Linked DNA regions of Mus musculus: region 1 is linked to region 2. Evidence: chromatin loops called from intact Hi-C (ENCODE). Cell type or tissue: heart. All regions are shown on one strand. Links, peaks and the distances in the headings refer to the core of each region. The heading gives the core; the rest is flanking DNA.

The links. Hi-C counts contacts between places; a loop is a spot of excess contacts. Peaks named below come from ENCODE experiments on the same cell type or tissue, not always from the same donor. Only the 100,000 strongest peaks of a DNase experiment are listed, where the experiment ranks them.
Region 1: a loop joins it to region 2, with 6 times the contacts of the local background. A loop is called at or near these places in 27 of 42 quality-filtered maps.

The regions. Positions count from the first base shown.
Region 1 is chr2:75,959,153-75,971,014 of GRCm38, forward strand. No RefSeq gene overlaps it. Among named protein-coding and RNA genes, the nearest start is that of Ttc30a2, 13 kb to the right of the region's middle. In heart, for the core only: CTCF peaks have their summits at 5,494 and 6,099; DNase peaks (open chromatin) are centred at 5,539 and 5,989; H3K4me3 peaks cover 825 bases; H3K27ac peaks cover 2,349 bases.
Region 2 is chr2:75,878,773-75,890,634 of GRCm38, forward strand. Agps (alkylglycerone phosphate synthase) reads left to right here. Exons shown (of 20, transcript NM_172666.3): 12 at 9,344-9,395. Among named protein-coding and RNA genes, the nearest start is that of Gm34861, 53 kb to the left of the region's middle. In heart, for the core only: a CTCF peak has its summit at 4,953 (motif pointing right); no DNase peak of the experiment used is centred there.

The DNA of each region.
Region 1 (11,862 bases), core at 1,772-9,771, 80 kb after region 2:
GGTCTCCCCCCCCCCCCCCCATCTTGTAGGGCTATTATAGTTTACTTTCCCTTCAAGATTGTTTGCCTATTTTTTTCTGCGGAATTTTCATACTTTAAAATTGCTAGAGTCTGAGCCACCCTGTCTGGCTTATCTAATCCCATTTATGATCCTATAACCTTGAAACTTGCCACAACCTGGCGTGCCAACAGCAGATCCTAAATACATAGGGTGGTGTGTTTGCTTTGTGGAACAGGAAATTAGTCAAACGGTTACTTTTCCGCAAATGTTCATAATTCCTCGTGACATTTACAAGCCCAGGAGTAGTGCTTAGACGCAAAAACAATTTCAGAACACCTCAGGGAGAAGCGAGCGGTTATCAACAGCAAGGCCGCTGCACTTTAGTGTTCGTAAGCGTCCATCAAGGGCTTGGCTGCAGCGCCAAGGAGAATCCACAGGTGCCAACTCTGCCGCCAGCCAGCATGGGTTAATGCGACCTTGCTGTGTGAAGTCCAAAGAGAAAAGAATGTATCAGTGTCTTAATCCTTCTCAGCTGGTGCAAGCCCAGGCCCGGGGCAGACGTTTATACCACTGCCTTTGTGATCACAGTAAAGCTTAAAAAAAAAAAAAAAAAGGGAGCAACATCTGGGGTTTTCAGTCCGCTCAAAGGAAGGCTTTTTATGGTGAGAATCTGAGTTGTTCCAGTCGCTAAAGAAGGGAAATTCTCATCTAAAAGAACAACAAAAACCCAACTCAAACGCTTTGGTGGTAAAGTACAAGGCGATAAGGTCTCTGTTTCCTAGGTGTTAGACTTGGCAAGCCAGACAGCGCCAGGGTGGAGTGGAGATTGCGCTGGCCGAGCTCAGACTCAGTGGTGCAGATTGTCGGCTCTGCAGGAGGCCCGCAGCGGCCATATGTGCGGAGCTGAGTGAGATGGGATAAACAGCTGCTGCCAGGAGTCTGACGCCTGGCAAGCAGGCTGGCCCAAGCCCTCCTGTTTCCAAAATCAAAATCACCAGAGGGATTCCCCTTCCTGCAGTTCCAGCCAGTAGTTTTATAAAACCATAAAGCACCGCTGTATTGTGGTTTGTAATAATCCCTTACATTTGTAAAGCATTTTACAGTTTACTAAGCACTTTACAGACGTTATTTCATTTGAGCCTTCTAACGGCCCTGGAGAGCAGCAAGGCGCAGACACAGCGATTGGCTATCCAAAGATGGAGAAAGGGAGTCCCAGACAAGGATGCCACGAACTGGGTGTGTCACTTTGGCCATTGTCTCCTCACATCTGACCTGGAGCTGCCCATGGATATGCGCTCCACCACCCTCCCCCTACCGCCCCCTTTTGGGAACTTGGAGGTCCAGGAAGTGATCGCAGCTAAAGTTATTGTGTGACTCCATTTGTTTTTCTTTTGTGTAAGCATCAGAGGCTCTGCCCTGGGTCTTTCCTTTTAAGACAGCAGGGGAAGGAAGAAAGTTGGAAGGAGCTAGCAAGGAGTCAAGAGGCGCGGGGCATGCTGGGTGCAGGATCCTAAGTGCAAGGGACTTCAGAGCTGCTGGGTTCTCAAGTCAGCACCGCACTGCAAAGATCAGCAGAGATGACCTTCGCACAGAGGAAATGATTCACTGTCCCTTTGTTCTCCAAGGCTGTCACCAAAGCACACTGCAGAGAAACAGGCCCTTGACCTGGAAATCTCTGGGCTTGCTCTCATGTGTCACCAGACTTACTGAAAAACTCCACAGGGACATGTACTGAGATTCCCCCCTGACCGGTGAACAAACGGAGTGTGAACCCAAGCTTGTTCAAGCCTCTGAGATGGAAGAAGGCATGGTAGACTCTGCAGCTCTTAGCTGCCATGACCCTTCCTAAAGCAATCAGGGGGCGAGGAACGCTACACATTTTGGCTTTAGTGTCTTTACATCAATTGATGCCAGCACAAGACTTGTACCAGGCAAAGTTAAGTAGGCGTGAGGATTTTTTTCAAGGCTGTTGCAGTTGGTGAGAGGCCAGAACTCAGTCTGGATTCAACTCTGCTGAAGCGGGGATAGGATTTTTAAGCAGTGGGGTGAGAAGGAGATTGAGCCGTCTGTTTGTTAAGTGGCTTCAGCCAAAGGAAGCCACCTTCTCATGTCTTCTCAACAGATGGTAGTCCCACTATTTTGATGCCAGGAAAGTTGGGCTCCCCTCCCCACACCACAGAATAGGGTACGGGGTTCAGATGTAAGAAGGATGGTCTCTCCTTTGATGATTGTGTTTCAAGCTGTCACGCCTATGTCCTTGAGAAGACATTCTTGGGTTATAAAAACAAGCAAGAGACTTTAAAAATGATTTAAATTATCCCGTGTCAGGATTTAGAACGGGAGCAAACAAACAAACAGCCCGGGTGACGTTTAGCCATGCTGAGGTGTTTCAGAGCATGGATGTAGGTCTGAAGAGTGCCCGTTTAGAAGCTGGAGAGATGGCTTAGTGGTTAGGAACACTGGCTGCTCTTCCAGCTCTGTTCCTAGCATCCGCATGGTAGCTAGTAACCATCTGTAATCCACTTCCGGGAGATCTGACGCCCTTTTGTGGCCTTTGACTGAACTTCATACATGTGGGGTACAGATATAAATGCGGTCAAAACATCCGTATACATCAAAATAATTATCTACTAAAAAAAGAAAGAGAGAGATCTTTTCATAGAACTCCTCTGACAGTGCATAGAAGCAATACAGTGTCCACCCAGAGGATCTTTGTCTTCAGGAAGGATTACACAGCAGAGGTAAAGTCAAAACACTAAGTAATTTAGGCTTTTCCCCAAAGCCCAAGAGAGATACACTTAAAGGTACAGATATTTTCACAGGAAGAAGACTCCTTGTGAATGTCCATACCCCACTTAGGTTATAATTAGTTCGACAACCCTCAGGTGCACACCACATTCTGCCAGAAAACTCCGCTCCACCAAATCTCCAGTCGTTTACTCTGCAGAAGTCACCGGGGACGTTGACAAACTGGTTAGTGACAGCCATCAAACTTCAAAAAACATTAAAGCATGGAGGGCCTGAAATCTTATGGTTGGATCCACTTGCCAATATTTCTACCAAGTAAGAAGGTGCAACGTACTCTCCGCTCTCCTCCTGTGCCCGCCTCCCCATTCACTGACTACAGTGATGTCCAGCAATGATGTACCTTTGTTATTGAGAAGTATTTCCCAAGTTCACACGAACCCTTTCTCCTTTCCCTCTTTATCTTCTGTCACTCCCCTCCCTGCTCCTACTTGAAACAATTAGTCCCGTCTTCTTGTAGTTGGTTTCTTCTCTGCTCTGTCTTGGGAGGTAGCTTTAGGAGAGAAAGGGGTGTTCTGTCCTTCCTCTTGTGTGAGGCAACATGTCTGCCAAGTTGCCCATTCTTGTTGTGGTTCATAGGCCTGGAGAAATGGCTTGTTACAGTTAAATTGCATATTGTCTTTTCAAAGGAACCTCTTTCGGGGAGATGGCTTAGTGGATAAAGAGTTTCCTGGGTAAGCCTGAAAACCTGAGTGTGGGTCCCAGAACCCACATTAAACTGGATGCACTTGGAGTATCTCACACTCCTGTTTGGAGATGGGAGATGGAGGCAGGGGAATCTCCAGCCAGCCAGCTCTCCTATGCACTCACGGATAACAAGAGATCAAAACAAGGTAGGGGGCAAGAATGACACCTGGGTCTCTGACACAAGCAGTGTGGCACATCACTCTCTCTGTTTCTTCTTCTTCTCTCCCCCTTCCCGACTTCTCTCTCATACCGTTTTAAAGAAAAAAGTGAACGACTTTTGAAATCTACAGCAGACTCTGATTTACAGAAGATCAAGTATGAAGGGTCCAGAGAAGTTTGTACAAAATGAAGTAAAGACACTGAAGATCACTTTGTTGGCCACATCTAATGCTTCATGGGGCAAGTGTGAGCCCAAACAATATGAGATTATGCTAAGCTTTGTTCCAGGCAATCTTTTTGTAAGAATTCAATTGCTCTTTGTGTTATTTCTAAAATTAACTAGTTCTTAAAATACTGGGAATAGAAAGAACCCAGGGTCCTGGATTTTTAGGGAAAGGGCAAAAGACATGCTGGAGTATCCATAAGACATGGACTCTGACCTGAAGTTTAAAAGAGGTCAAAGGACCCAGACCTGCACAAGCTCACAGGGGGGAAACAGCTCAGTCAGCCATGGCCAGGCCTGTTGAAAGGATTAGCATGGGCCAACAGGCTCTGTAGGGAAGGCAAACAGACGTACAGAAATGTCTAACTGCGTAACTGTTGAAACTCCACACAAAATATAAGGGCAGAGCTGCCTGTTCATAAATTATTAGGGATTTAACAGCGTTGCTAGGAGAGGATTAAGCCAAGCATGTGTGGCCTTGTGTGATCATACTGGGCCCCACAACCACAAGGTGCACAGCCACAATGTGCTCAGTACCTCCCTCAAACTGCGAGGGTCCATCGACGTCAATTCCCTTGGCAAGGAGGAGAAGCTCACTGGCTTCATCACAGAGCAAGCATGTGGACAGAAGAAACGGGTGGGTGGTCCTTGCTAGGGTACTCCGAATAAGGCTCTCTTCCTGGCCGCTCTCCTTCCCTTCCCTTCAGAGGGTCATTCCCTTAGAGGACAGTTCAGCCATTGTCTGTGCTCGCCCTGGGGACACTTGACCTTGTGCAGACATTTCTCCTGCATTCCATTGCTTTTCCATCTCCTACCTTCTACCAAATACAGAGCTTTATAAGTGATTTTTTTTTTTTAAATGGCAAGTTTGTGGGCTTTTATTAGATGCTGTAATTTCAAACTGCGATTACATGATGTCTGGGTTTCCCCGAGCCCAAATTCAATATCCTGGAGCTCGGGCAGTTTTGTTGCCTGGCTTCAGCGTGCGCCTGGGGTGGGGCCCTGGCAGGGATGGGTGCCCATTCAGCCTCTTAAAATCTTCGGCTGTGGATGTGAGCTTAACCCAGCTTCCTTCTTCCTATTCTCTTGAATTATGTTTACTGGCCACTGTTACTTTGTGTGCTTACATGGTGGGTGGGAGTGAGGAAGATAACTTTTGGAAGTTAGTGCTCTCCTACTTTGGGTATGGGCCTTGAACGCAGGTCTCTAGGCTTGCATGGACAGCCGTTCCCTTGCTGAGCGACCTCACCAGCCCTACAGGGTGCATGACGTAATCAGCTCCCTCAAGTTCCTGCTGCTGTGAGTTCTCTGTCATGATAAAATGTAACCTCCAACCAGGAGCCAAAATAAACTCTTAAAGAAAAAAGAGAAAGAAAGAAAGAGAAAAGAAAAGAAAAGAAAAGAAAGAGAAGACAAACTCACATGTGTTCATTTTCACAGTCTCTGACTCCGCCTAGATTGTCCTTGTCATCGCAGTGTTCATGATGGAGCGATACATTTATGTTTTGCTACTGCTGAGCTGTAATCTGTTCCGAACTCATAAAGTGAAGGCAGAATAAAGCAAGAGGCCCTAGGACTGACCGCAAGGAGCCGGTGAAATCACCACCGTTTTCATGTGACGAGCGCCACACACTGGGCAGCGAGAGCTAATCTTTTGCTCTGCTTTTATTTCTGGGAAAGGGGACCCGTGGCATGGAGATGACCTCTCGAAAGTTGTGCGCGGCTCCCAGGGCATAGTAACCAGGCTGCCAGTGCCATTTCCACCCAGACAAGCACATTCCCATCTTCATGTTAGTAACATGACAGAGTTTTCAGATTTCCCGTTCATTTGTGGAAGGTGGGAGCTGGAACCCATGCTCTTTAAGATCCAGCTTTCCAAATTCGAGCACAGGATGCATGCAGATGGGTGCTGCCTAGTCAGCCCACAGCTGCCACATAGATTTAAAAAAAAAAGTGTTGCGCATCGGACTTTTGCTGTTTTATCCAGACATTTACCATAGCCAACCAGAGCACTGAGAAAGCTGAATGCTGAATTTCACACTCACTTGTGACTACCCCGCCCTCTGTCAGACTGACTCTGCAGCTTGCTACTGCATTCATTTCAAAGCTACTCAGAGAGAGGACGGCTAGGGCATCTGCCAAACAAGCAGATGATTCTGTTCCCTCTAGCAAAGGTTCTTTCAAGCCTTTCCCATGAGTTTTGAAGCCTTGAGGCCCCCTCTACTGGTGGAACTTGTAATCCATCAAATAGTTCGATTTGGTGAGCTGGGTAAAGAGGACTCCCAACCCTCAAACCAAATCAAACCAAACTAAACCAAAAAACAAACCACTCACATCAGATCAGCAAAGACTAGAATCGTAACAAAATGTGAACATTTCCCCTCCCACCCCCCACCAACTTTCAAGTTTGTAGACGAGAAATAGAAGTCTAGAAGGTTTCAAACCATTCTCTCATAAATCTGGTGGGGGACACTCAAGGACATTCGGCGGTTGCTGGCTGGCAAAGTGTGGAGTTATTTCTCTGGAGACAGAAGTCCTTGACACTTGCAAGAAATTCTGTGTTCTGTTCACCTAAACCAAGGATTCCTAAACTCTAACCACTCAGGCATCTCTGAGGTGCTCTTGTCAAAGCCAAGGGCAGCATGTGTTACGACTTACGAATTCTCTTCCACAAAGCCACCAATGAGATTCCCTCGGTGTTACTGTGTGTATCACACTTTAGATAGAGCTGAGGCAAGAGACCTCACGCTTGTGTTTATGGCTACAACAGTCATTATTACATCCTTTCTTTTATTCTTAGTGTTGTTGTTGTTGATGATGATGATGGGGCGTGTGCGAGCACATCTATGTGCATGTGTGTGCGACTGTGTATACAGCTTTCCAGAGTCAGCTTACTACTTCCACTGTGGGCCCTGTGTGTTGAACTCAGGCTGTCAGGGTGCTTTTGCCCCACTGAGCCATCTCACGGCCCACACCCTTAAAGGGGCAGCTGTCTCTTGTTTGTGTACCTGCAATTTCTGGTGTTCTTCTCTCTTTTCTACAAGTCACTCTTCATTCTATCCCCACATCCCTTTGCTTTAATCTTCATATTTTCTTTACACCCATGTGCTCAGGAAAACTCTCCCTGGGCACTATGTCTCAGTTTAGACTCAGCTCTGGGAAACCGCATTGAAGTCAAGGCACATTGGATGAATAAAAAGTCCTCTGTATTCCCGTCTTTCTCTGGAACTTGAAGTGAGAGTTTTTGTTTTTGTTGTTTTGTTTTGTTTTTGTTTTCCAATTTCACCCTTAGAGTCTGCTTTCTCTGAGGAATTGACACGTGAAAATGAAAGCTTAAAAAAAAAAACAAAAAAACAAAATCAATCCAAATGTTTAATTCATTATCCCTTGAGGAGCAGGGTAGAGGTGCCCTGATGGCAGCCATACCTGTGGGAGATGTGGTGATGAGAGAAAAGCTGTGTTTATGAAGTCTTTTTTCATGTTCAACATTCCTGGGAAACTAACACAAACTTCATTTCTCCAGTAATAAAGGTGACCATTGTTCTTCTCCTGCTGGGTGCATACACTCAGTTTTCAGTTAGTTCTGACCTGCAGCAGGTTACCACTGTGAAACCCCAGCTATTAACAGCTGAGTATGTGTTTAAAGCTGCCCCACAGAAGGCTGGTGTGGAAACCTCTCATCGTGATGTGTGCTCCCTGCTTCACCCATTGTGTCGTTTCTGTGGACTCTCAGTGAGTCCTTGGGGTTCCCTTGTAAAAATTAAGAGAACAAAACAAAGCAAAAATATTTTATGGTCATAAGAGCTCAGAAATATTTGCTTTAAACGTAAATTTTATAATAATGAGCCCAGTACATAAGTTATAAGCTCTTCTTGCAAAGACATGGATTCCACGGATTGAATTTTCATTTGGTAATATTTGCATAGTACTTTAGAACATAACACAATGATGTAGACATGGATTAAAAACTCAGCTGCAGCTCTGTACTTCTCCAAGCCTTTTTACTCTGTAGAAAATTAAGTATGTTCAATCTTAACGACAGCTAATCCTAAAGAAGACTAATATAAAAGACTCTGCACCCCATGGGGTGCAAGAGGGCGCTAGGCATTTATGGAAGCTCCCCAAAGGGGCTCTCTCTGATGGCAACAGATGGAAACCCCAGGGAGAGGCAGGTTCCCACTGTGACTGTCACAGGCCTCATGGTGGTGCTTTGGCAATGACATCAGCCAGGAGATCAGCAACTGGAATTTTAGATTTCATAGAAGGATTTTTGCTTTGGGGTGTGTGTGTGTGTGTGTGTGTGTGTGTGTAGGGGACAAGGTGGCAGTAGCAGTCGATAAAGCCTAAGGACAGACACTCTTTCCTGCATATTATATCAGTAAATCAGGTGACCAGCCAAGGACCACCTGTTTTGAATTTGCGTGGCCAACAGTTTAGGAGAAGTTGGGCTGGGTCAGTGGGGTACACCAAGCACCGAGGGAATTCTTAGAAAGAACTGAACTTTTATGTGGAGCTTTCCCTGTGGCCAGGGCTATCACTTGTTAGGGCCAAAGCTGAGATATCACATCAGGTAGATCATTTATCTGTTTATCTATTGTGGGGAAGGCCGGGTTGCTTCCCTGGCACACCGAGGTTTTTACTGCACATGAATTAGTGCCCTTGCCATCTTCATTTTCATTCTATTATGTCTGAGGTTTCCCTGAAAAAGCCTTACACTGATATGGAGGAAATGTGACATTTGCAGCATATGTTTTCCATACAAGCTTCTGATTATAGGGGATTAATATCTACCTTGTGTTTTGGTCAAAATAAAGTAGGCAGACTTTAGATTTAGGGATCATTAAAGTAGGTCAGTTTAACTTTCTTAAAAATGTAATTCTTATTAGTTCCTTGAGGATGTCATATGTCTTGATCATATTTACCCTCACTCTTTACCAAACTCTTCACAATCTAGCAACTGGCCCAGCATAATCTGTGCTGCTCATATACTCATGGGTGTGGCTGACCTACCAGGGACCACACCCTGTGTTTAATTTTCTATTTATAGATATTTAAGTGAATGTTATCCCAAGAAAATAGGGCTGGAAAGACAGCTCAGTAAAGTGTTTAGTGTGTGAGCATGCAGGCCTGGGTTCATTCCCAGATCCCATATGAAAAGACTTGGTGGGGTGACGCACACTTGGAGTCCCAGGGCCAGGGACATGGAGACACACAAATCCTTGGGACCAGCAGCTTAACATGTGAGTCCCAGGCCAGAGAGAGACCCTGCTTCAAAAAAAAAAAAAAAAAAAAAACCAACCAAACAAACAACAACAACAACAACAAAAAAAACAAGGTGACTGATATCTGGGAAGAGTGACACCCAAGGCTGTCCTTTGTCTTTCTCTTTCTTTCTTTTGTGTGACATGCATTCACTTGGCATGTGTACATTCCACCTATACACAAGTTTATTCTCTCTCTCTCTCTCACATACACACACACTCACACACACACACATACACACACATACACATGCACACATGCACACACACAGAATAAACCAATCTATTGAATTTCAAAAGATCATATGGTCAGTATTAATGGGGTCAGGTTTTCAGGCAAATGTCTTTACAAAGATTTTAAAATTTTTATTCTATATACCTGATACCTGATAATGAGTCTAGCTCTCAAGGAAGAGTGAATTACAAGAATATTTAGAAATATGCACAAGAATTCATCAACTCCTGGACGATACCACAAATGTACTAAAGAAAAGTTATCCTGCTGAGTGTGGTGGCACACACCTTTAATGCCAGCACTCAGGAGGCAGATGCAGACAGACCTCTGTGGGTTCAAGACTAGCTTGGTCTACAAAGCAAGTTTCAGGCTAGCCAGGGCTATATATTCAGACCATGTCAAAAAAGGAGAGAGAGAGAGAGAGAGAGAGAGAGAGAGAGAGGGAGAGAGAGAGAGAGAGAGAGAGAAGGAGAGGAGAGGAGAGGAGAGGAGAGGAGAAGAGAAGAGAAGAGAAGAGAAGAGAAGAGAAGAGAAGAGAAGAGAAGAGAAGAGAAGAGAAGAGAAGAGAAGAAGCAAAAAGAAAAGAACAAATTATTCTATAATGCCTGCTAAAACACATTTTATTCTAGGTGATGCCAGAGCACAACCTTCGCACTCTGATCACTGTGATAGAAGTTTGCATTTGAGGAGAGAGGTTGAGCTCAACTCCAAATACAGCGTGGATAAGTAGGAATTTAAGGCAATGGGTGAGGGTAGAGGTTAATAGCTGGATATTTTCTAAGAGGAAACCACAGTGGAAGAGAAGATTTGGCTAAACTGGCTGGGCAGGGTTTCCTTTGAGGCAGGCCAGGGTGATCCGACATCCAGGGAGAAGTTGGAGAGATGGAGCCAACTATACTTTGGAAACGATTAGATATGAAAGAGGAAGGTTCTAGCTGAATAACCTCATTGGAAGTTGTTAAAACTGGACAAGTCAGAAACAGGCACAGCCATCCAAAGCACAAGGCCTGCTGGGAAAGTCTGGGAGAGTCTATAAAGACTATGGTCAAAGGACACAACTCTTATCTGTGCTATGTGTGGACTGAGTGCTTTCAGACACCAAAAAGTCTGGCTCGAACAAATTTAAACAGCGAGATAATTCATCCCATTCTACAGGAGACTCAGAGGTTGACTCTAGCCCCAGGGTGGGATTACAGTAATTCAAAGACATCACTAAAGGCCCATGCTTTCTTTATTTCTCCAGTATCTTCAGAATATGGGTCTGGCGTCTGTTCTGGTCATAAGATGGTGACAGAAGATTCAGACCCACAATGTTCAAATAAAGAAGAGGGACTCTTATATCTCCCCCTTTTAATCAGTGAAGATGTCTTTCCCAGCAACTCCTAGGACGCTTCCCGGATCTTAGTAGGGAATGGCTCAGATGCCTACCTATTCCTACGCAAATAAGGAAAAGGTGGATTTCCGTGTGTCTGGCTTAGATCAGCACTTCTCAACCTTGGCTGCATGTTGGGAGCTGAAGAAGATGTTACCTGGATTCTACTCTCAGAACTGCTGCTTTCATTGTTCTGGAAGACCATATGGAGCGATTTCAATGGCTTCCCAGATGACTATAATGTAAGCCAGTGATTCTGAGAGCCATTGGATTAGACCCAATCAACACCCGAGACAGGGTGAGGAATGTGTAGTGGATCCGAAATCTCCATAATGAGTATTGCTTGTCAATGCAAAATTTAAAAGACGTATGAACACATATAAATTCACACATAGGATTGTGGTCTGGTTGGAGAGAATCCATATTTGTTAAAAGACCAGATGAGTGTGGTCTGCATTCAGAAGTCATACTGTTGTATTCTAAACCACTTGTAGTTACAGTTCTAACAATGTGAGCTTAGAATTTCTTTTGACGCTAACAAGGCATCAAGGGCAGTGATGGCAGCAAAGGGTTTTATATGTGCTCCTGTAATATGCTTTGCTTCCCCGTTATTCTGAGGTAGAGGTGCTTAAGACACAGAAGGCATGGTAGTAGTATCCTCTTTTCTTTCTGTAAGCTAGAGATGAAACTCCCACATGGAAAAGACCCTCTCTCAGACGGAGAGTCAAAGCCCAGGGAAGTGTGTACAAGCAAACCTTATCAAACTGCCATCTTTCTAGGATTTTTTTTTTCTTCGAGACAGGATTTCTCTGTATCGCTCTGGCTGTCCTGGAACTCACTTTGTAGACCAGGCTGGCCTCGAACTCAGAAATCCTCCTGCCTCTGCCTCCCCAGTGCTGGGATCAAAGGCGTGCACCACCACGCCTGGCTTGGATTTTTTTTTTTTTTTTTAAATCACAACTACTACTCTTTGTTTAAGCCATGTAAAAGCACTTAGGCCTAGCTATTTCTTTGAGTCTTCATTTGCCCTGTTAATCTGTTTGAAATTTGTTCTAGTTGAAAACCTGGGTGAGTAGAGAAAGTTTTCTCTTTCCTGTAGTAGTAAATTATAATAATGAGT
Region 2 (11,862 bases), core at 1,718-9,717:
TCAGGTATATGAAGGGGAATCTTATTCCTTTCCTTTTTCTTTTTCTTCTTTTTGTTAGTGAGTCTCACTGACTAGCTTTGGAAAGCCTGGAACTTGCTATGTAGATCAGTCTGGCTTCAAACTCACAAGAGATCCACCTGAGTGCTGGGATTAAAAACTGGGACACCCACTATACTGGAAGGAAACTTTTTGATATCACCTGTGTAGGTCAGCTTCCTAGTTAGCACTCAAGAAAATATCTGGCCAGTTATCCATATTCAAGTTGGACTATAAGATAGTGAAATGCATAGGTATTTGAAATTTTTGCTTTTTAATTTAAAGAAAGTAATTGGAAGTTCACTAATTAAAAAATAAAACAAAAAATTTAAATATGTTAATTCTATCTATCTATCTATCTATCTATCTATCCATCCATCCATCCATCCATCCATCCATCCATCCATCCATTTATCCATCTATAATTTTTTTAAAAACCAGCTCTCAGAATATAGCCCCAGGCTGTATTAAAGACATAGTCCCTGTTGTCTGTAGGTCAAAAACATTACCGGTATTTCTAGTTAATCTATATTGCCTCTGGTTTTTTAGCAAAAGAAACATGAATGCCAAAATAGATTTTTATTTGTTTTAAGATGCCCATTCATTCATTCATTCATTTACTCATTCTTTCATTTATATTTAAAAGAGTAGAAAGCTTTGTTACCTGCATCAGGCAGAGTGAACAAAGAGGTTCTTTCCAAAGTGGTCGCTTCTTCAACAAAGCATTTCAAATTTTATGTTAGCACCTATACTTACATATGTGGGAATACACTTTAGAGGCGGGTACATTTGCATGTGTAGTTTAAGGTCATAGTTCAAGAAGGGAAGATGGATAGATTTAGGGACATACTTAGTTTACAGGATGAAACACTTACTGGAAAGGTTAAAATGGTAGATGAGAACATTTGGGCATGTTCAGCTTATGTTAAAAGGTGGCAGACCAGAATTCCTCTGGACATGCTTACCCACCTCCCCCCTGTACCCTCCCCATCTAATATGTGCTCATATTAGAAGGTGTCAGAGAAGAGCTGCTTGTATTGTTGATGAGACTCCTTCTCCTTCTTGTATAAAACAACAAAACTTGCCCCTTAACTCCTTTTAAGGATCTTAGATACTAACTGGTGACTGACTGTAGTGCGATTCACTGGAACATTTGGAATAGAGGGAATAATGATCCATAGTGCCACCATGTGGTTGCAGAGCAGACCAGCCAGAAAGTACCTGGCTGGACTGAAGTTTGGAGTAGTTTGTGTACTTAGTAATAAATAGCTTTTGCAGACGAACTGTATAGACTAGGAAGATTGTCTTATTTGAAACCAATTTAAAAATCTGGGTAGATAATAGTTTATTCTCAAGCATTGTTCCTCGAATGGATAAGAATGCCATTTAGTGGTATCCCATTCTTTAGGGACCCACACATTTCATGCCTTATAATGCAAATGTACAGACATCATTTGGGGATGGATACAAACAATTTTTTAATGGTTTAAGAGATAATTGCCCTTACTGGCTTACTAAGTAGAAACCTCATGCCAATAGCAGGTGCTATATTTTGTTCTCCTTTTCTAACAGTATTTTCAGATAGAAAGGCTTAGTTGCTTAGTTTGAGATTTGGAGTTTCAGTTGATAGCATGGGAATTTAAGATTGACTAAAGTAGATAGTGTATGTTTTATGGTTGTGCCCAGTTCTTGATTGAAAAACATGTTTGTAATTTCACACTTTCATTTTTACAATATTTTCACTTAAGCTGCTTTCAAAATTTCAAACTGTGTGGTAGAAGAGTTCAATTCACAGCAACCACAGGGCAGCTCAGAACCATTGGTAAGGGGATCTCCTCTGGTGTGTCTGACGACAGCAGCGGTGTACTCATAGAAAAGAAAGAATTTATGATTCTGTCTTCCATGTTGAAAGAGGGGTATCTCTTGCCATTCGAAGAAAACTGACTAGTATAAATGAGTCAGTTCCTTGAAAACTGGCCCCTTGGGTGTATTTAGATGACAGCCTCTCCTTCACCAGTCATAAGGGGTGCTCTTTTCTGACTCTCTCACCTTTGTTTTCATCATTTTTTTTTTTTTTTTTTTTTTTTTTTTTTTTTTTTTTTTGGTTTTTTGAGACAGGGTTTCTCTGTATAGCTCTGGCTATCCTGGAACTCACTTTGTAGACCAGGCTGGCCTCGAACTCAGAAATCCGCCTGCCTCTGCCTCTGTTTTCATCATTTTAAGTAATTTAAAATTAACAGATATTTCCTTATGTTAATGTAGATCACATCAGGAAAGAAATAGTTTGTGAGCTCTGTAAATTCTGCAGGAGTTCAAATAAGCTGAAAAAATTAGTTTTGATATGTACTTTAAAAAAAGTATATTTGAACATAGTGGAGCATATGTCCTTCTTACTGGTTGGGACATCTTCTGGATATATGCCCAGGAGAGGTATTGCGGGATCCTCCGGTAGTACTATGTCCAATTTTCTGAGGAACCGCCAGACTGATTTCCGGAGTGGTTGTACAAGCCTGCAATCCCACCAACAGTGGAGGAGTGTTCCTCTTTCTCCACATCCTCGCCAGCATCTGCTGTCCCCTGAATTTTTGATCTTAGCCATTCTGACTGGTGTGAGGTGGAATCTCAGGGTTGTTTTGATTTGCATTTCCCTGATGATTAAGGATGTTGAACATTTTTTCAGGTGCTTCTCTGCCATTCAGTATTCCTCAGGTGAGAATTCTTTGTTCAGCTCTGAGCCCCATTTTTTAATGGGGTTATTTGATTTTCTGGAGTTCACCTTCTTGAGTTCTTTATATATATTGGATATTAGTCCCCTATCTGATTTAGGATAGGTAAAGATCCTTTCCCAATCTGTTGGTGGTCTTTTTGTCTTATAAGTGGATGCTCACAGTCAGCTATTGGATGGATCACAGGGGCCCCCAATGGAGGAGCTAGAGAAAGTAACCAAGGAGCTAAAGGGAACTGCAACCCTATAGGTGGAACAACAATATGAACTAACCAGTACCCCGGAGCTCTTGTCTCTAGCTGCATATGTATCAAAAGATGGCCTAGTCGGCCATCACTGGAAAGAGAGGCCCATCGGACACACAAACTTTATATGCCCCAGTACAGGGGAACGCCAGGGCCAAAAAGGGGGAGTGGGTGGATAGGGGAGTGGGGGGGGAGGGTATGGGGGACTTTTGGGATAGCATTGGAAATGTAAATGAGGAAAATACCTAATAAAAAATTTTAAAAAAAGTATATTTGTATATTCAGCAGTAACTTTTGGGTGTACTTGCTACTTATAAAACGCAATTGTCATTATAAGCTAATATTTTATATGTGTCATATTTTTTTCCTTTCTAAAGAGAATAACTTTGGCCAGTGATTTAGCTACTTGGGTTTTTTACAGTTGTGATCCACTGAAATGAAGGTCTTTCATTGTGTGGCGTGCTCTTTGCCAGAGTTACTTAGAAGTAGGTATTGTCCCTTTATTAAACTGAAAATAAAACTAACGTTATGATTAGGATACTTGCCTGTTTTTGTAGCTCTTATAAGCAGAGGGAAATATTTACCAAATAATACATACTTCATGCTTAAAAATCAGAAATATTTGTCTTTAAGAAGAAATATCTGGTTTATAATATAGATCCCTAGTTATATATATGCATGTCATTTCCAGGATGACCAGTGAGTACTACCAATAGCTTTAAATATATGATTTCACCTATATTAACTCTGACATAGTTAGAGGAGGAACCTGTCTATATTTAAACTTTGCATTTCTAGAAACTTTCATTCAACACATATCTTTCATCCACCTTGAACTTTTCATTAATCTATCATTGGCCTTGTGTAGGAGCACTGTAATCTTAATGAAATAAGTAATGTGCAAATTCAATAGAGAAGTTCTCAGTTTCTTGGTAATTAATGATACAACATATCTTAACTTCACTGAGTTTAATTTTGCATAGCATTGTCAATGGGCTGAATATTGGAACATTTGTTTCTGATAAACATGGAGACCTTTTATTTTATTTTTTTGCTTTTTTAATTAATTAATTAATTACCATTCTAAATGCTGTCCCCTGCAACCACTCCTACCCTCAGAGGCCCTTTCCCCATTTCCCCTTTTCTCCCCCTGGATATCTTGATAGGCTTATTTAGGAATTTGAGCAAGATGTTTGGCTTACCCTTTGAAGAAACAAACCATTTCAATTCAAAGCTAACTCACTAGCTGTGGCAGCCCAGACAGAGGGCCATTCAGTGAGATTCCCTTTTAATTCATCTTTAAGAACTTAAAGTAGCAGCCGTCTCAGGGGGAATTAGAAGGTGCATTACTACTGAACTTTGGTAAATGCAGTCAAGTCAGAGACATCCCCACTCATGTGCCTGATCTCAGGTGGATGCTTTTCCCTAGCAAGGGGAGTGGGTTAGTGTAAGAAAAACATTTTCCATGAATCTTTTGAGGTATTTCTTAAATAATTGCCTTTTTAAATTTATAAAGTAGTTAGATTGAGATATCTGTTAAGTTAGCACAGAGAGTAATGCTAAATTTTACTTTTCGGGTTAAGGTTCAAGTAAATTCCTAGTTGTAATACTCTTAAAGGAAAGAAATTACTAGAAATTTGTCTTAGTCAAATCTATACTCATGTTTTGAGTTCAGTGTTTTTATTTATTTATTCATCAAGACAAAATGATAGATGGTTTTAAATTAGTGCTCAGCAGTTATTTTTATACCTTTTGGTGTTATTTACTGACTGTATGGCATAGATAGGTGGTGCAAGTCAGATGTACGAGAAATCCTAGTAAGTGCACTTAATTATTTTCTTAACTTTAGTACTCAACTTTTGTTTGCATATTGTTAACATTTTTTGGATTTCTTAAATAGCCCATTAGTTTGTTGAAACATCCCCTCTTAGGTTACTTCTGACACCTACCAGCAGGGGTCACTGTAGTGCCAGGGCTCCTTGCTTGCCTGCCCTATAGTTTCAGTGTTGCTTACTGGATGGTTTGGTGTGACTTTGAACTCTTAACTGTTCTTAGAGAGTTTATAGTCTCTATCCTTGAAAGAGGATTGAGTCTGCTTTCAGCTCAACCTCCCAGTTAGTTTTGAAAGCAGTGGAAATAACCTGATTGGTGCAGGGTTTGATGTCTGCGTATAGGAGCTTCTCTTTGATTAGTTGCTGTGCTAACCTTTTTTTATTTTTATTTTTCTGAGACAGCCCTGGAACTCAATATGCAGACCAAGCAGGCCTCAAACTCATGGAGTTCTTTCTGTATGCCTCTGCCTCCTGAGTGCTGGGATTAAAGGCATGTGCCACCACTACCAGGCTGTGATAACTATCAATTATTTTAAATTCTGTTTATAAGTATATTTAGAATGATATGTAATAACTTACAAATTATCAGTTGCCAAAGTCCAGCATACTAACCTACACACTATTGTTTTTATTTGAATTCTTTGCTCATGAGAATTTACTCAAGATAGCAACTGAAAATGTATTTCTTGACTTTGGAAAAAAAAAATGAGTCCTTGACTTGAATTTGACAATTTCTAAAATTCAGTGTTAAAAGCTTGGTAGTATTTGCTTATGTAATTCAGCCACCAAGTTAAGATCACACAAAGTTTATATGAATATTGGTAGCTGCATGATTTAGCAAGTGCTCTCAACCTTCCTTACCTTTTCCCCCATTTAATTTTTTTTTATTTTGAAAAATTTATACATAGAACCTTGGAATAAATATTGTAGGGATCACCTGCATATTCACTTCATAGGTCTAATGTTTTCTGTTTGTTCCTTATGTACATGATTGTGGACTGTTGGTAATTAAGTTGCAGACACCATAGCACTTGACTCCTAAGTATTTCAGCAGTCATCTCCGAAAAAAATTAATAGGGAATAGCATTGTTTGTAACCACAATTATAGGAAATGATAATCAAGATTATGATTTCTAAGGAATTTTAGCAGTTTATTTCTAAACAATATTTTTATTTGCATATTTACGAAAGTTGCATTCTAATAATTAAATCATTTGAGAGATAGAATGGCACTCCATTCTGTATCCTCCAGGACACCTTCGACCATTTAGTGTTTTACTGTAATCTCGCTTACTACCCAGCATTTCCCTTTACCACCTGACAAATTTTCTTCCCTGCCCACCAGATTGGCAGCTGCGAGAGGCAGGCCTGAACTTTGTTGTCAGTAGTCCTTGATGGGCAGCATAGCCCAACCTCTGCATCTTAAAAGTTTGCCCTACCATGCTTTGTTGTAGCCTTTAGGTACACTTTTAATCCCAGTACCTGGTAGGCAGAGGGAGGCGGATCTCTGTAAGTTCAAGGTCAGCCTGGTCTACATAGTGAGTTCCAGGTCAGTCTGGCTACACTGTGAGACTCTGTTTCAAAAGTAAGATCAAAGCTGGATAGAATGGGTAGAGAACAATGGAACTGCTTCCAGCTTAAGGAGATAAAATCAAATGCAGATTCTAACAAGGGATCGAGAATAATCTGTGGTTTCTGGATGTGTTTCTACCTCAGAGAGACCCAGTAGCCCAGCTCTCCTCCTGACCACAGCATTTACTGAGAGTTGTCTTTCTTCCACTTCCTTAGCATGCACTTGTGTGGCTTGTTTCCATGAATAACACATACCCTTGAAGCAGGTGAACTGGAATCTGGCTGATGGCCACAGGTAGACTGTACACTTCTCATCAGAAATTTAACACCCCTCCCCCAAAGTCTCTGAATTCTTTAATATTTTGTGGTGTGCTTATGTCAGAACATATAAACATGTCTGTTTATAGATGTTATCTTGTGCACACCTATAGATATTTTCTGCTTATTTTAGGAAGAAAGGAAATTTGACCTAATCAGCTTTCATATATTTTATTAGAAGTCACTGCATTCATTTTATTACAGGCATCTGGATTTGTAAATGTGAAGAAAATTGACTCACCTTTAGTGTGGAAACTGGTGGTGATTTTAGGAATTTCTAACCAAACAATAATTCCTTTATACCACACTTAAAATTATCCTGATTGTAATTTTTTAAACTGTTAATTTTTTAGTAAGACCACAGAATGGCCAATATAATAGTTTTGATGTAATTTTTGATTCAAATATGAAGCTAAGAACTGTGTGGTTAGTGATACTGTGTGTGTGTGTGTGTGTGTGTGTGTGTGTGTGTGTGTGTTACTTGAAACTGCTCATCAGTAGTCAGGATCTTGGTCTCTGCTGTTTCGTAGTTATTCGACCTTGGACAAGTATTTTAACTTCATCCACTCTTGTATCTAACTGAAAAGTAGTTAATACAGGTTATGCTTCTGTGACAGTGTTGTTGATAAGCAGGGCAGCAGTTTGAAAACAGCACCCTGGATAGTGGGAGTTGGTGGGTTGTCACCGTGTGTATTAGATCATCTTTTACTGTCCCTACAGACCTGCCAGTGACTCTGAAAAGTCACTTGAACTATTTCATCTTTAGTATTTAGATGAGTAAATAAACAGTTTAAGCTTTAAAATAGGAATCTTATTAATCCTTTTATTGGGTAAAATTGTGTTTTATGCTTTATAATAATTAAAGACTTGTTCAACTAAAAGCAAGTAATAGCAAAAATGTTTTAATGCATATTTTAAGCTCTTAGCTAGTTTTGAAACTTTATAGATTTTATTGATAAACAATACTTTGATGACAGATGTTTGGAAAGTTTATGGCAGTTTTTGAAGGCTGAGCAAGTAGGATTGCTGAGCGGAGGTTGGAGACATCTGGTCAACATAGCAAGATGCTGTCTCAAAAAAATGTTTACAGCATTTTTTAAAGCATCTGCTCTAAAAACAGCCCTTGGTAGAACTTTAGTGGTCTTAAAATCTTGTGTAGGAAACAATAATCCAGTTTGGGCCTCATACCCTTTTATAGCTTGGTCGTCACAAAGTTAATAGAATGCAAGATGAATGTATTGTCTGCAGTCTCAGGGTTAGTGTCTGCATTCTCTTCTCATGTTTCCATTCGTTCCTACTTGGACATCTGCGTCTGCAAATCCAAATACTCCCAAATCTGAAATGTGGTGTTGGTAAGTTGTTGGTGAAAATAGTTGGATTTCAGGGCGTTTTGGGTTTCAGATCCACAGCTGAAGATTATCCACCTTGCACCTGCTGTCTTCACTTTGCGTTTTGTGTGTTGTTTTCTTCCTTGTAACACTTAGTTCCTAGATATATATGACACCGGAACAGCCTTTTATTCTTCACACAGATCTCCTTAACCATCAAAGTTTTACTGCTTCTTACATTACAAGTAACCCTGAACGAGTGTAGAGCTCTGTCTGCGTGTCTGTATGTTTTCCTTTTAAAATAGTGTGGGGAAGGAGGTAAAGGAAGGAATGGCTCCTAGAGTTGTCTTTGAAGATACTGCAGATACTTTTTGGAAGTTCTTTAGCATATAAAAATTTCCATCAGTGTTTTCCTCATTTTAAAAGTGTGCAAGAGGCTGGGGATGCATCTGAGTGGTAGAACATTTACAGCAGGTGTGTGTATGGCCACAACCTGGATTCTCAGCCCTGTTAAAAAAAAAAAGGAAAATGGAGGAGATGAAGGAGAAAAAAACCTGCAAAAACCTACTACAGTACTACAAAATTTGAAGGACTCTCTATAAAGCAGAAAAGAAAAACTTTCTATATAAGTGGCAGCAGAGGAAAGAGGGACGAGTTTTCAGGACTGCTGTGACCTACCTGCCGGGTGGCAGCTTAGGGAAGATTGAGAGCATCTCCAGGCATTCATTGGTTGATTGTGCAATGTTTTTTTGTTTTTTGTTTTTTGTTTTGTTTTTTTCCTTTTTCTTTTTTTGACAGGGTTTTTCTGGTAACCCTGGCTGTCCTGGAACTTACTATGTAGACCAGGCTGGTCTCAAACTCACAGAGATCTGCCTGCCCATGCCTCCTGAGCACTGGGAGGCACACACCATTTGGGCACGGGCCAAAATGTGCAATTCTTAAGATACATTTTTACTCTTTGAAAAAAAAAAGTTCTATTTTGCTGTAAAATAGTCCATTTTCAGGACTGGCATTTCTTTTTAAGTTATTGCCAGGCAATAAGTATATTTTATTGCTAAGATTAAAAGTCTGAATATGTATGCATTGCTTTTATATAGAGTTCTTCAAATATTTTTGTAAGCTACTGGTGTTTATAGTCTTCATGAAATGATATAAGCCATTGAGATCCTTTTCTTTTTATGCGTCTTTAGGAGCTAAGTCCTTACATATGTCAACAGTCAGGTCCTGTTGGTGTGACATTTTAGTTAGTGAGTTGAGTTGACTCTCCACCTTCTCTTTCTTAAACAGAGATGTGCTCCTGCATCTATCCGCCTCATGGACAACCAGCAGTTCCAGTTTGGTGAGTAAAGTACAGCAGTTTGGAAATGTGCTGTTAGCCCAGGGTTTCCAGAGGACAGTGGCGCATGCCATGGCACTGCCCGTCACAGGCTCCCAGCCTAAGGAGAACTCAGCCTTGTAAGCGAGGGCAGCAGGGGAGGAGGGCTGTGGGCAGCGCAGGGACTGGGCTTGTGGGGATGCTAGGCTTCATTCACGGAGCTTTTCCAAGGTGGAAGAGGAACGAACACAAGGAAATGCTTCTGTAAGAGGCTGCACGTGATCTGCATCTAAGGGGAGATGGAGGTCTGTGGGAGCCGTCTGCCTTACCAGGCTTGATCCCCTGTTGGCAGAGCTGGACTTGTGAGAGCACAGTAGCATGACTTAGAGCTTTTCAGATGTTTGTGTGGTAATTAACCTGTCTGCAGTAGGCTTTCTCTGTGGAGGGGGCGTCAGTCATCTTTGCCTCAGAAAGCTCTTTCTGACGGTCTTACTCAGGGTGAGTTAGGAGGAGCTGGACTGGAGGTGAAGCTTCAGGTGGTGTAACATGAGCGTGGTGAGTCTGAAGTGCCCTGAGCAGAGTGACAGCCGAGGAAAAGGGGCAGGTCTTCAGGACCGCCATCCGCCTGCTGGGTGGCAAGCTTATCGAAGACTGAGAACATCTCCAGGCATTAATTGGTTGATTGGCAGTGGGGTTTTGGAGTTACAGTGGATTTGGGGTGTTGCTGGAATATTTGTAACCATGCCCTGGGGTCGGCTATGATGTTTTTGTTTGCTTTCTTTATTGGTATATAGTTATTATGCATTATATTGGCTTTCATACTGAGAATGTCTTTCAACTATATCATATTTTGATCATATGCCATATATCCCTCCCCTTTGGCCATCCCCTTTTCCCCTTAGGCTATAGCATTTTTAATTCCTTGGTATCCATTGAAGATTCTGTTTGTATATTCTCTAATGGCTTCATGATTAAGCAATTAAAAGAGGGATTCTTAGCACAGCAAGTGTAATCCAGTGTCCTGCACCAGCCATGTTGCTGATTGATGAATGTTTATGTCATACTGGTTAATGAGGTATAAGGCTTATTATTAATTGTGATGTTTTTTATTTCTCCTGGTTCAACCCTTAATAAAATATACTGAAATTGTCTATTTTCAGTATATTGACATGATCTACATATTTACTTTATGGATGAGGCTTCTCAAATGTAAGGAATAGTTTTATGTTTTTGTATCTCTTGCCCTGATCACATGTCGTACATTTAAGTGTTGGTTGAATTAATCATTGAACTGGCAAAATAGAGTGAACAACTCCTCGGTAGCTATAGCACAACACTGAGCACATTGGTAATATCACAGTTTCTCATATACCACCTTTTAGCTGCACTTCAGTGTTGAATCTACAGGCTATGAGTGGTAGAGTTGTGGTCAAACTCAGTTTGTCTGATTCCAAAGTTCCATGCTTTAGCTGTGTCACGTCACTTCAGAAATACATTGTTAACAAATCCTTTAAAAGAATTAACATAGCACCATGAAGTTGATGCTGTATGCTAATCAATGCTACTTATACTTTCTGATTAAGAAATGTAGAAATTTATTGTAAAGTTAAAGAACACTAACCAAAATATATTTGGCATGTAATAGTTTGATAGGCAACAATAACAATTAAAAAAAAAGGTAGTGATGTCTTCAAGTTATTATTGATGGTCAACACCGTTAGTATCACTTATATAATAATTGATTTAATTCAGTATTATGTATACGTGTGGCTGACTTCTATCATTGTAAGGGCAATGATGCCGTTCAGAGTCAGCAGATTAAGGTGATCATGGATCCCTACGGATTATTTACATAGAATTAGTAACATTTGGAGTTTTAGTGCATTGTAAAAGGATAAATGGATTTGAAGACTTGTATAAAGCATAATTTAAGTCTTTTGTAAGAAAGACATACTCAGTACTTTAGTGGTACTGGTGATAAAAGCTAGGCTTCAGGCTTGCTATGCAAACATTCTACCCCTGAGTGATATCTCAGCCCTCCTTTTACTTTTTGAGGTGGGATCTTAAGTTGCCCAGCCTGGCCTTGAACTCAATCTTAGTTCAGGTAGGCCTTAAACTTTCAATTCTTCTGCCTCATCCCCTGGAATATCTGGGAATACAGCCCTGAGCCCCAGGTAGTACGTTTATGTGTTTAATTTCTGTTATTAATATAGAATGGGTCCTAATTGTTTAAAAAGAAAAAAGAAGCATTCTGATGATGTGCTATTTCCAAGTTTATAGGTGCTAAAATTATTTTTAAAAGCATAATTATCCTGGAGAAACATCTATAAAATCTTTCAGGAAAGAAAAAATTCCTAAACAAATCAACGTTTGATTCAGGGGCTCAGACACACTGCTGAGTTGGTCTCTGTCCACTCCTGTTCATTTTCTTTGCTTGCTACCTTGTTCATCTCCTCTTTTTAACTGTCTCAGCCAGTCAGGGCTGTCTCTT